2 separate regions of the Homo sapiens genome follow, and region 1 is linked to region 2. Evidence: read pairs that join two places in POLR2A ChIA-PET (ENCODE). Cell type or tissue: Caco-2. All regions are shown on one strand. Links, peaks and the distances in the headings refer to the core of each region. The heading gives the core; the rest is flanking DNA.

The links. ChIA-PET counts read pairs that join two places held together with the same protein. Peaks named below come from ENCODE experiments on the same cell type or tissue, not always from the same donor. Only the 100,000 strongest peaks of a DNase experiment are listed, where the experiment ranks them.
Region 1: POLR2A ChIA-PET joins it to region 2 with 7 read pairs; 11 of 35 experiments call an interaction of 5 or more read pairs at or near these places.

What each region holds. Positions count from the first base shown.
Region 1 is chr1:154,074,641-154,084,156 of GRCh38, forward strand. The region is part of intron 16 of NUP210L (nucleoporin 210 like); the gene reads right to left. It also overlaps the pseudogene RPS7P2. Among named protein-coding and RNA genes, the nearest start is that of MIR5698, 25 kb to the right of the region's middle. In Caco-2, for the core only: no CTCF peak of the experiment used is centred there; no DNase peak of the experiment used is centred there.
Region 2 is chr1:153,992,068-153,994,851 of GRCh38, forward strand. RPS27 (ribosomal protein S27) reads left to right here. Exons shown (of 4, transcript NM_001030.6): 4 at 1-88. The coding sequence ends at 26. NUP210L (nucleoporin 210 like) reads right to left here. Exons shown (of 40, transcript NM_207308.3): 39 at 948-1,022; 40 at 623-868. The coding sequence ends at 768. Among named protein-coding and RNA genes, the nearest start is that of RPS27, 2.7 kb to the left of the region's middle. In Caco-2, for the core only: no CTCF peak of the experiment used is centred there; a DNase peak (open chromatin) is centred at 1,446; H3K4me3 peaks cover 181 bases.

The sequences.
Region 1 (9,516 bases), core at 3,284-5,783, 86 kb after region 2:
ACTACGCCTGGCTAATTTTTTGTGTACTTTTAGTAGAGACGGGGTTTCACTATGTTGGCCAGGCTGGTCTCGAATCCTGACCTTGTGATCTACCTGCTTCGGCCTCCCAAAGTTCTGGGATTACAGGCGTAAGCCACCGCACCCCGCTGGGATCATGAATTTTAAGTTGATATTTCTGTCATTATTTTTTAAAAGATATATTTAAGGGGTACAAGTGCAGATTTCTTACATGCATGTATGACACAATGGTGAAGTCTGGGCTTTTACTGTAGTAAACATTGTACTCAATAGGTAATTTTTCAACCCTCTGCCATTATTTTTTGGATGCTCAGATTATCTACAATTTGGAGAGTAGGGGTCCCTTCAAGCCAGCTGCTTTTTGAGAAGTCACCATTACTCTTTGAGCACTTCTTTGCTTTCTAACGCAAGTTGTTTGAGACTCATTGTTCACTTTCCCTACTGAGCTGGAATCAACTAGTTCTCCAAGAGGCTCTGATTCCTTTAAATGGGGACTAGTATTTAGAAACCCAGATGTTTGTACATCACTATTGGGTTATAGGCCCTTTCAGTGAACAGAGCTTGTAAATAAAATTTGTTTTAAAAAAGTATGAGTTGTACAGCAATTTTAAAACATGTCTCTAAGCTCTCATATATATGTGAGACATACCCACGTATACATATATATACACACACATATACACATTCTTTGACAAGATGACTCAATGACTCAACATCATAAATATTCCACTTACTCCAAGTTAATAAATAAATTTAACATAATCTCAATTAAAATACCAGGAACACAAATAAATATTTGCCAATAATTAGCTGACCATGAAGCTAACTAAGCAGAGACTTTTAGTGGCCACATAGGTCAAAGAGTACAGATGTTACAGAACTAGTTCAGAAAAGACACTAAATAAATGTTCTCAGCAAAAACAAAAAACAAAAGCAGCCACAAAACCAGGGGAGGAGAAGAATCTGATTTCAGAGTTGCTACATTATATTATATAAAATGTTGAGTTTTTAACAAAAGATTATTAGAAATGTAAAGAAATAAGTATGGTCCATACATGAGAATAAAAGCAGTTTCCATAGAAACTGCCTTGAGAATGCCCAGACATTGAGCTTACAAGGCAAATACTTCTTTTTTTTTTTTCCTTTTTTGAGATGGAGTCTTACTTCATTGCCCAGGCTGGAATGCAGTGATGCAATCATAGCTCACTGCATCCTCTGCCTCCTGGACTCAAGCAATCCTCCCACCTCAGCCTCCCAAGTAGCTGAGACTACAGGCATGCACCACCATGCATGGCTAATTTTTGTATTTTTGCAGAGGTGGGGTTTTGCCATGTCACTCAGGCTGGTCTCGAATTCCTGGACTCAAAGGATCCGTCCACCTCAGGCTCCCAGAGTGCTGGAATTACAGGTATGAGCCACCATGCCTGGGCCAGACAAAGACTTCTTTTTTTTTTTTTTTTTTTTGAAACAGAGTCTCACTCTGTTGCCAGGCTGGAGTGCAGTGGCATGATCTCAGCTCACTGCAACCTCCACCTCCCAGGTTCAAGTGATTCTCCTGCCTCAGCCTCCCTAGTAGCTGGGACTACAGGCGTGTGCCACCACGCCCGGCTAATTTTTGTATTTTTAGTAGAGACAGGGTTTCATCAGATTGGCCAGGATGGTCTTGAACTCCTGACCTCATGATCCACCCACCTCAGCCTCCCAAAGTGCTGGGATTACAAACATGAGCCACTGTGCCCGGCCAGACTTCTAATTAACTTTAATGTCCAAAGAACTAAAGGTATTCATGTTTGACTAACTAAAGGAAAATACAAAAGTGCTATCACATTACACAGAGAATACCAATAAAGAGATAGAAGTTATAACAAAAAAGAACCAAAAAGAAATTCTGAAGTTGAAAAGTACAATAATTGAAATGAAAAATTAACTAGAGGAATTCAACAGCAGATTTGAACAGGCTGAAGAAAGAATTGGAGAACTTGAAGCTAGGTCAACTGAGATTATCCAGTCTGATGAATAAAAAGAAAAAAGAATGAAAAAAAAGAACAAACATCAGAGACCTGTGGGACACCATCATACGTACCAGTATATGCAAAAACGGAGTGCTAGAAGGAGAGGAGATAGAAGAATAGAGGAAGAAAGAATATTTGAAGAAATAATGGCCAAAACTTACCAAATTGATGAAAACCATTAAACATTCAAGAAGCTCAAACAACATCAATCCATCAACATCAAGCAGAATAAATTCAAAAAGATCTACATCTAGACACATCATAATCAATCTGTCCAGAGTCAAAGACAGAATCATAAAAACAGAAAGGGAAGGGATTCACCCCTCATAAGGGATCTTCCATGGGATTAATAGCTGATCTTTCATCAGAAACCATGAGGACCAGAAGGCAGTGAGATGACACATTCAAAGTAAAAGAAAAAGGGCCAGGTGCAGTGGCTCGCGCTTGTAATCTTAGCACTTTGGGGGGCCGAGGCAGGTGGATTGCCTGAGCTCAGGAGTTTGAGACCAGCCTGGGCAGCATGGTGAAACCCCGTCTCTACTAAAAATCCAAAAAATTAGCCAGGCGTGGTGGTGTGGGCCTGTAGTCTCAGCTACTCAGGAGGCTGAGGCACAAGAATTGCTTGAATCCAGGAGGCAGAGGTTGCAATAAGCCGAGATCATTCCAGCCTGGGTGACACAGCGATACTCTGTCTCAAAAAAATAAATAAAAATAAAATAAAATAAAATAAAATAAAAAGACTGCCAGCCAACAATTCTATATTGGGCAGAATAATCCTTCAAAAATGGAGAAATTAAGACATTCTAAGATCCAACAAAAATGGAGAGAATTTATTGCTAGCAGACCTGTCTTACAAGAAATACTAAAGGGAGTCCTTCAGGATGCAATGAAAGGTCACTAGACAATAGCTTGAATCACCATGAAGAAATAATCTGGAAAAGATAATTACATAGGTAAATATAAAGGACAGTATAAATGTATTTTCGGTTGTAATTATTCTTTTTTTCTATCTGATTTAAAAGAAAAATATATGGCCGGGTGCGGTGGTCCACGCCTATAATCTCAGCAGTTAGGGAGGCTGAGGTGGGTGGATCACCTGAGGTCAGAAGTTTGAGACCAGCCTGACCAATATGGTAAAACCCTGTCTCTACTAAAAATACAAAAATTAGCCAGTCATGGTGGCATGCATCTGCAGTCCCAGCTACTTGGGAGGCTGAGACAGGAGAATTGCTTGAACCCAGGAGGCGGAGGTTGCAGTGAGCCAAGATCACGCCACTGCACTCTAACCTGGGCAACAGAGTGAGACTCAGTCTCAAAGAAAAAAGAAAAAAATATTTATAAAGTAATAATTATAGGCTGTGTGGTGGCTCAAGCCTGTAATCTCAGCACTTTGGGAGGTCGAGGTGGGCGGATCGCTTGAGCCCAGGAGTTCAAGACCAGCCTGGGCAACACAGCGAGACCTCATCTTTACAAAAAAAAAAAAATTACAAAAATTAGCTAGGCACAGTGGCGTGCGTGTACCTGTAGTCCCAGCTACTAGGGAGGCTGGGGTGGGAGGATCCTTTGAGCTGGGGAGGTGGAGGTTACGGTGAACCATGAATCAGCCAGGAAAACAGAGGAAGATCCTATCTCCAAAAAAAAAGGCCAGGTACAGTGGCTCATGCCTGTAATCCCAACACTTTGGAAGGCCGAGGTGGGTGGATCATTTGAGGTCAGGAGTTCAAGACCAGCCTGGCCAACGTGGTGAAACCCTGTCTCTACTAAAAATACAAAAATTAGCTGGATGTGGTGGCACACACCTGTAATCCCAGCTACTCAGGAGGCTGAAGCAGGAGAATCACTTGAGCCTGGGAGGCAGAGAATGCAGTGAACTATGATCACATCACTGCACTCCAGCCTGGGCAACGAAGTGAGAATCTGTCTCAAAAAAAAAAAAAAGAAAACAATATATATATTTACTGGTTTGATGGGCATAGTATATAAAAATGTAATTTATATGACAAAAACAGCACAAACAAGGGACAGGAAATGGGTTTATATCGGAGCAAAGGTTTTATACACTACTGAAATTAAGTTGGTATGATGCCAAACTAGGTTACTAAAGATTAAGATGTTAATTGTAATCCTTAGGGCAATAATTAATAAAATCACTCAAAACAACACAGCTCCCTAAGCCAACACTAAACAAGAAGGCCATGCAGTTCATCATGAAGCCCAGTGATGAAAAGCTGAATAAGTTTGAGGCCAGCATTGCTCAGGCTTTTCTTATTTATTTATTTTGTAAGGAAAGAACTTTGGAGTACTTCCTTTCTTTCCTTTAAACAAAAATTTTGGCTGAGCATGGTGGCTCACGTCTGTAATCCCAGAACTTTGGGAGGCCAAGGTGGAAGGATTGCTTGAGGCCAGGAGCACAAAACCAGCCTGGGCAAAAAATAAAAATTAGTCAGGCATGGTGCCTCATGCCTATAGTCCTAGCTACTCAGGAGGCTGAGGTGGGAGGATCACTTGAGCCGAAGAGTTCAAGGCTGCAGTGAGCTATGACTGCAGCACTGCACTACAGTCTGGGAGATAGAGTGAAAACCTATCTCAAAAAAAAAGTAAATAAAATAATAAAAATTTTACATTAAAATTTTTTTTTGAGAGGGGTCTTGCTATATTGCCCAGGCTAGGAGCAAACTCCTGGGCTTAAGCAAGCTCCCACCTCACCTTCCAACTAGCTGGGACTACAGGTGTCCGACACCATACCTGGCTTCTCAGGCTCTTCTTTAACCTGGAAATAAACTGGGACCTTAAGGCTCAGCTAAGGGAGTTGAATAGAACAGCAGCCAAAGAAATTGAAGTTGGTGGTAGTCACGAACTATCATAATGTTTGTCCCCATATCTCAACTGAAATCTTTACAGAAAATCTAAGTTCTACCTAGCATGTGAATGGGAGAAAAAGTTCAATGAGAAGCACATTATCTTTATTTGTTAGATGAGAATTCTGCCTAAGCCAATTCAAAAAAGCCATACAAAAAAAAAAAGCAAAAATGTTCCAGGAGGTGCATTCTAATAGCTGTACACAATGAACCATTGATCTTGGTCAAGGTCAAGATCTCTTGGTCAAGGTCAAGATCACTTGGTCTTCCCATGTGAAACTATGGGCAACAGAATATGAGCAGTGGGCTCATAAAGGTTCATCTGGACAAAGCATAGCAGGACAATGTGGAGCACAAGGCTGAAACATTTTTGGTATTTATAAAGAAAGCTCACAGGCAAGGATGCTAATTTTAAATTCCTAGAGTTTCAGTTGTAAACAAAAGTGGCTAAGTAAAATATCATTCACATATACACAAAAATATAGTAAAAGAAAAAATAAAGCAGTTAAAATAGTACACTAGAAAATGTCTAACACAGAAGAAGGAAGAGGCTGGGCATGGTGGCTCACACCTGTAATCCCAGCACTTTGGGAGGCCGAGATGGGTGGATTACCTGAGGTCAGGAGTTTGAGACCAGCCTGGCCAACATGGCAAAACTCCATCTCTACTAAAAATACAAAAATGAGCCAGGCATTGTGGCGCATGCCTGTAATCCCAGCTACTCGGGAGGCTGAGGCAGGACAATCGTTTGAACCTGGGAGGCGGAGGTTGCAGTGAACCAAGATCATGCCATTGCACTCCAGCCTGGGCGACAGAGCAAGACTCCATCTCAAAAAAAAAAAAAGGAAGAAGGAGAAAGAAATGACTGGGCGCAGTGGCTCACACCTGTAATCCCAGCACTTTGGGAGGCCAAGGTGGGCGGGTCACTTGAGGTCAGGAATTCAGGAATTTGAGACCAGCCTGACCAATATGATGAAACCCTGTCTCTACCAAACATACCAAAAAATTTCCCAAGCACGGTGGCGTGCACCTGTAGTCCCAACTACTTGGGAGGAGATTCTGAGGAGAATCACTTGAACCCAGGAGGCAGAGGTTGCAGGGAGCAGAGATGGCACCACTGCACTCCAGCCTAAGCGACAGAGCGAGACCATCTCAAATAAATAAATAAATAAATAACAACAACAAAAACACCCAGCACTTTGGGAGGCCAAGGCAGGTAAATCAGTCAAAGTCAGGAGTTTGAGACCAGCCTGACCAATATGATGAAACCTCGTCTCTACTAAAAATACAAAAATTAGCTGGGCATGGTGGCATGTGCTCTTGGATTCCCAGCTACTCAGGAGGGTGAGACAGGAGAATTGCTTGAACCTGGGAGGTATAAGTTGCAGTGAGTCGAGATAGTGCCACCATACTCCAACCTGGGCAACAGAGCAAGACTGTGCTTCCGAAAAAAAAAAAAAGAAAAGAAAAAAAAAGAAAAGAAAAAGAAGGAAGAAATGGAAGAAGAGGAACAGAAAAGACATATGACATATAGAAAACAAATAGCAAAATGGCAGACATAATGCCTACCTTATCAGTAATTACATTAAGTATAAATAAATTTTATGTTCCATGAAAAGTCTGATTAGCATAATGAAATTTTTAAATGGCCCAGCTATATGTTGTCTGCAAGAGACACTCATGGGTCACAAGTATAAGGATGGAAAAAAAAAAAAGATGTATCATGCAAACAGTAGCCAAAAGAGAGCTGAGGTAGTTACACTAACATCAGACAAAACAGACTTTAATACAAAAATTGTTACTAAAGAAAAGGTCATTTTATAATGATAAAATAATAATCTATAATAAAGAGGTTGTCCTCAGTTCCTGGGAGGTAACCCCTAAACCTTTGGAATTTCTTGAGTAATAGGATTGTGTCTGTTATTTATGGTGGCCCCCTTGGATAACATTTGAGTTTATGCTAATGAGATGACTCAGGATGGAGTTGGATAAGGACAGAAAGACCAATCATGTGATTAGAAGGATGAGGTTTTGGGTCAGGTGATAGCAGCCCCACCTCCAGGGAAAAGAGGAGGGCTGGTGATGGAGTTTAATCACGTGGCCAATTATTCAATTAATCATGTTTACATAATTAATCATGTTTACATAATAATATCCCAATAAAACGCTGGAGCTGGGCATGGTGGTTCACACCTACAATCCCAGCACATTGGGAGGCCGAGACAGGAAGACTGCCTGAGCCCAGGAGTTCAAGACCAGCCTGGGCAACCCAGTGAGACCCTGACTCTACAGAAAAATTTTAAAATTAGCTGAGTGTAATGGCACAGACCTGTGGTCCCAGCTCCTCTAGAGGCTGAGGTGGGAGGATCACTTAAGCCCAGGAAGTGAGGCTGCAGCAAGCCATAATCACGCCATTGCACTCAGCCTGGGCAACAGAGTGAGACCCTGTGTCAAAAAACAAAAAACATTGGACACCAAAACTCAGTGGAATTTCCTGTTTGGTAAACACATTGATGTGTTCCACCTGTTATGTTTTCACCAGATCCTAATCCCATGGAGAGGGCATGGACGCTGCGTGTCTGGGACTCTCTGAAGATTTTTCTCAAAAGGACACAAAATGATTTGTATCCTTTATAACGAAACTGTGAGTCATTCTAACAAATTACCAAACTTGTTGGTCATAAGAGTGGGTAGCCTGTGAGTCCCCCCATTTGCAACTATCATCTGAAGTGAGGGCAGTCTTGTTGGGAACTGTGCCTTTAAAACCGTGGAGTCAGCTAACTGCATATTGGTGTCAGAATTGCATTGTGGTATTGCCAAAGGTCAATCTATTAAAAAGATGTAACAATTGTAAATGCGTATGTACCTAATAACAGAGCCTCAAAATACATGAAGCAAAACCTGACAGAATTGAGGAAGAAATAGACAATTCAATAATAGTTAGAGCTTGTAGATAGTTGAACAGGTGGAGATTCCCAGAGGATGGCATGCTCAGTGAGGGCATGGAAGCTCCACGCCCCATCCCTATATCTCACCCTATGTATCTCTTCATCTGTATCCTTTACAATATCCTTTATAATAAACTGGTAAACATAAGTAAATATTTCCCTGAGTTCCATGAGTCACTCTGCTTCCGTAATTGGTTCCTTCTGGTAGGTTCTTGACCAATTACGGAACTGGTCAGAAACGGAGTTTGTTCCTTCAGATGCGTCCAGAGTTTCTTCCTTCTGGTGGGTTCCTGGTCTCGCTGACTTCAGGAGTGAAGCTGTAGACCTTCGCCTTGAGTGTTACAGCTCTTAAAGGTGGCACGTCTGGACTTGGTCATTCCTCCCAGTGGGTTCATCATCTCGCTGGCTTCAGGAGTAAAGCTGCAGACCTTCACAGTTAGTGTTACAGCTCTTAAAGGTGGCACATCAGAAGTTCTTCATTCCTCCTGGTGGGTTTGTGGTCTCGCTGACTCCAGGAGTGAAGCTGCAGACCTTCGTGGTGAGTGTTACAGCTCATGAAGGTAGTGTGGACCCAAAGAGTAAGAAGCAGCAAGATTTACTGTGAAGACCAAATGAACAAATATTCCGCAGCACAGAAAAGCAACCGAGCAGGTTGCCACTGTCGGCTCGGTGGCCAGCTTTTATTCCCTTATTTGGCCCCGCCCACATCCTGCTGATTGGTCCATTTTACAGAGTGCTGATTGGTCCATTTTACAGAGCACTGATTGGTCCATTTTTACAGTGTGCTGACTGGTGCATTTACAAACCTTTAGCTAGACACAAAGCGCTGATTGGTGTGTTTTTACAGAGTGCTGATTGATGTGTTTACAATCCTTTGGCTAGACAGTAAAGTTCTCCAAGTCCCCACCAGACCCAGAAGCCCAGCTGGCTTCACCTCTCAACTTCAGCAAATTAATTGAACCCAAAGAGGTCAGGGGAACCCCAACTAGAGGCCAGTTGGTCAGAAGTTCTGGAGGCCTGGATTTGCAACTTGTGTCTTAGGTGTGGGCAGTCTTGGTGACTGAGCCCTCAACCTGTGAGATCTGACAGTAACTCCAGGTAGATAGTGTCAGAATTGAATTGGAGAACACCCAGCTGGTGTCTGCTGCTTGATGTGTGGGGAAAAAACCCATACGTTTGGTTACAGAAGTCTTCTTTTTTCTTCTTCCCTCTCTCATATTTTTCATGAAACAGAAATCTTCTGTGTTAATGATTGTTGTGGTGGTGTGAGGGCAGAGGAAAAACACAGTTTGAGAGTTTTTCCTGAACAATTGGTGTGATTGAGGTGGGATTTGATAGAATGGCACTGTGGCACAGAAACGGTGGTTTGGGATGAGAAAGGATGAAAGGGTGGGGGATGAGGAACCTTTAATTCCTGGGTGGCTACCTTGTCATGAATGGTATGAAACTGCAGCTGTGCTGTGTTCAGTTACTAAGGGTAAAAGTTAACCAGTGCAATTTAGAGATGGTGGTAGTCTCAACAGGGTGGTAAACCCTGTTGTTTTTTCTTTCCTTTTCCTTTCTTTTTTTTTTTTTTTTTTTGAGACAGAGTCTCACTCTGTCACCCAGGCTGGAGTGCAGTGGCGCAATCTTGGCTCACTGGAGCTTCCACTTACCTGGCTCAAGCAATCCTCCCACCTC
Region 2 (2,784 bases), core at 1-2,500:
GTTCCTTCAGGAGGAAGCAGCACTAAAAGCACTCTGAGTCAAGATGAGTGGGAAACCATCTCAATAAACACATTTTGGATAAATCCTGTTTATTGTCTTGTTTAAGTGTTAGGAAGTTCCTGTCTCAAGTATTCTGGGGCAACCAGGAAGAGGAGAATATTAGAGTCATTTGGGGCACGTAAGTGGCCAAGTACTTTAAAAGTCCCTTTGGGGGCATTTTTAACCACCTAGGCTCATTGGATAAATTTGTTTTTTTTTTAAACTGTGATACTATCTCAAGTGTTGTGTTTGGTGTTTTTTTTTTTTTTTATAAGAGAGATGGAATCTTGCTCTGTTGCCCAGGCTGGAGTGCAGTGGCACAATCTTGACTCATTGCAACCTCTGCCTCCCAGGTTCAAGTGATTCTCCTGCCTCAGCCTCCTGAGTAGCTAGGATTACAGGTGTGTACCACCATGCCTGGCTAATTTTTGTATTTTTAGTAGAGACGGGGTTTCACCATGTTGGTCAGGCTGGTCTCAAACTCCTAACCTGGTGATCCGCCTGCCTAAGTGCTGGGATTACAGGCGTGAGCCACCGCGCCCGGCCGACAGTTAACTCTTTACAATACAGTCTGACATACCAGTTTTAAGAAACAGCTTAGGATGCTTTATTTATAGTTCTCAGAAGCCTTATCTGGAAACTTAATGTAGAAGTTGCTGTTAGGCTTCTTGTCGAGGACTAGAAATCTTCATTCCCCTGCAGTTAAGAGAAACTTGTCCAAGCAGAGGTTAGTGCCTTATACTCCATAACCAATGTTGCAGCCGACTTTGGGCCAATGGAGGTTGTAGACTCATGAAGTGAGGGGGAGAACTTGTGGAGTTAAAAAAACCTAGAAGAAGAGGGAAAAGTTGAGTGAATTAAACGTGTGTATCTGAGCTTTTCAAAGATGAGGACAGAGGCTTTTTTACCTGGCTGTGGTGTTCCTAGAGTTGGTACATACACAACTGGAACTGTTTGTATCTTGTTTAGGAAGGCATTGTATGCTGGAAAAAGGACAGGAAATGTCACAAGGCATATCTGAGGAAGGCCTTAAAAGGCAAAGTCAACTCTAGAATGAGAATATTGCTAAAAATAATTCTTAAAAATAAGTAATAGTAATGGCACTATTACAGGAAGTTTTTATCCCAATTTAACCCATTTTAGAGTTACTTTCAGCTTTTGGCTGAAAGGGGGAAAATGGCCGGGCACGGTGGCTCACGCCTGTAATCGCAGCATTTTGGGAGGCTGAGGTGGGCGGATCACGAGGTCAGGAGATTGAGACCATCCTGGCTAACACAGTGAAACCCCGTCTCTACTAAAAATATAAAAAATTAGCTGGGCGTGTTGGCGGGTGCCTGTAGTCCCAGCTACTCAGGAGGCTGAGGCAGGAGAATGGTGTGAACCTGGGAGGCGGAGCTTGTAGTGAGCTGAGATCGTGCCACTGCACTCCAGCCTGGGCGATAGAGCCAGACTCTGTCTCAGAAAAAAAAAAAAAAGTGGGGAAATGGAGTAGACAATAGTGTTGTGTTAATTTTTTTTTTTTTAGGCTGTGTGTGGTGGCTCACGCCTGTAATCCCAGCACTTTGGGAGGCCTAGGTGGGCAGACCACCTGAGGTCAGGCATTCAAGACCAGCCTGGCCAACATGCCACTAAAAATAAAAAATTAGACAGGTGTGGTGGCGGGTGTCTGTAATTCCAGCTACTCGAGAGGCTGAGGCAGGAGAATCGCTTGAAACTGGGCGATGGAGGTTGCAGTGAGCCAAGATTGCACCACTTCACACCAGCCTGGGTGACAATGGGACTCCATCTCAAAAAAATTTTTTTTTAGACACACAGTATCACTGGAGTACAGTGGCACAATCATGGCTTACTGCCACCTTGAATTCCCTGTCTCAAGAAATCCTGCCTCAGCTTCCCTAGTAGCTGGGACTAGATGTGTGCCACCACCACACCCAGCTAATTTTAAAGTTTTTTTGTAGAGATGGAGTCTCTCTGTGTTGCCCAGGCTGGTCTTAAATTCCTAGACTCAAGCCATCCTCCCACTTTGGCCTCCCAAAGTGCTAGGATTACAGGTGTGAGCCATTGCACCCAGTCTGTTTTGTTACTTGAATTATCCCTAACTATGAATTTCAGCAAAAGTAGCTGTTATACCTCAAGATTTAGTAGTGGTTTCCACTTCTGAGTGGTGTGTGTTTGCCAAATCCAGTTTGTTGCTTCTTGGTAGTAAGTTGAGGACCTTTTTTTTTTGAAACGGAGTCTTGCTCTGTCACCCAGGCTGAAGTGCAGTGGCACGATCTTGGCTCACTGCAACCTGTGTCTCCCAGGTTCAAGCACTTCTGCCTCAGCCTCCCGAGTAGCTGGGATTACAGGCATGTGCCACCACACTGACTAATTTTTGTTATTTTTAGTAGAGATGGAGTTTCACCATGTTGGCCAGGCTGGTCTCGAACTCCTGAACTTAGGTGACCCACCCGCCTTGGCCTCCCAAAGTGCTGGGATTACAGGCATAAGCCACCATGCCCGGCTGAGGGGGACCTTTAATCCACCACGTTACTAGGACTAGCAAGGCTTAGTTTACACTGTTTGTTAAAATTATATGTGATAAGTGGCTAATTTTCATCCTTATTTGTGAAATAAGGCAGTTTCATCTGGGCGCGGTGGCTCACGCCTGTAATCCCAGCACTTTGGGAGGCCGAGGCGGGTGGATCACGAGGTCAGGAGTTCAAGACCAGCCTGGCCAAGATGGTGAAACCCCGTCTCTACTAA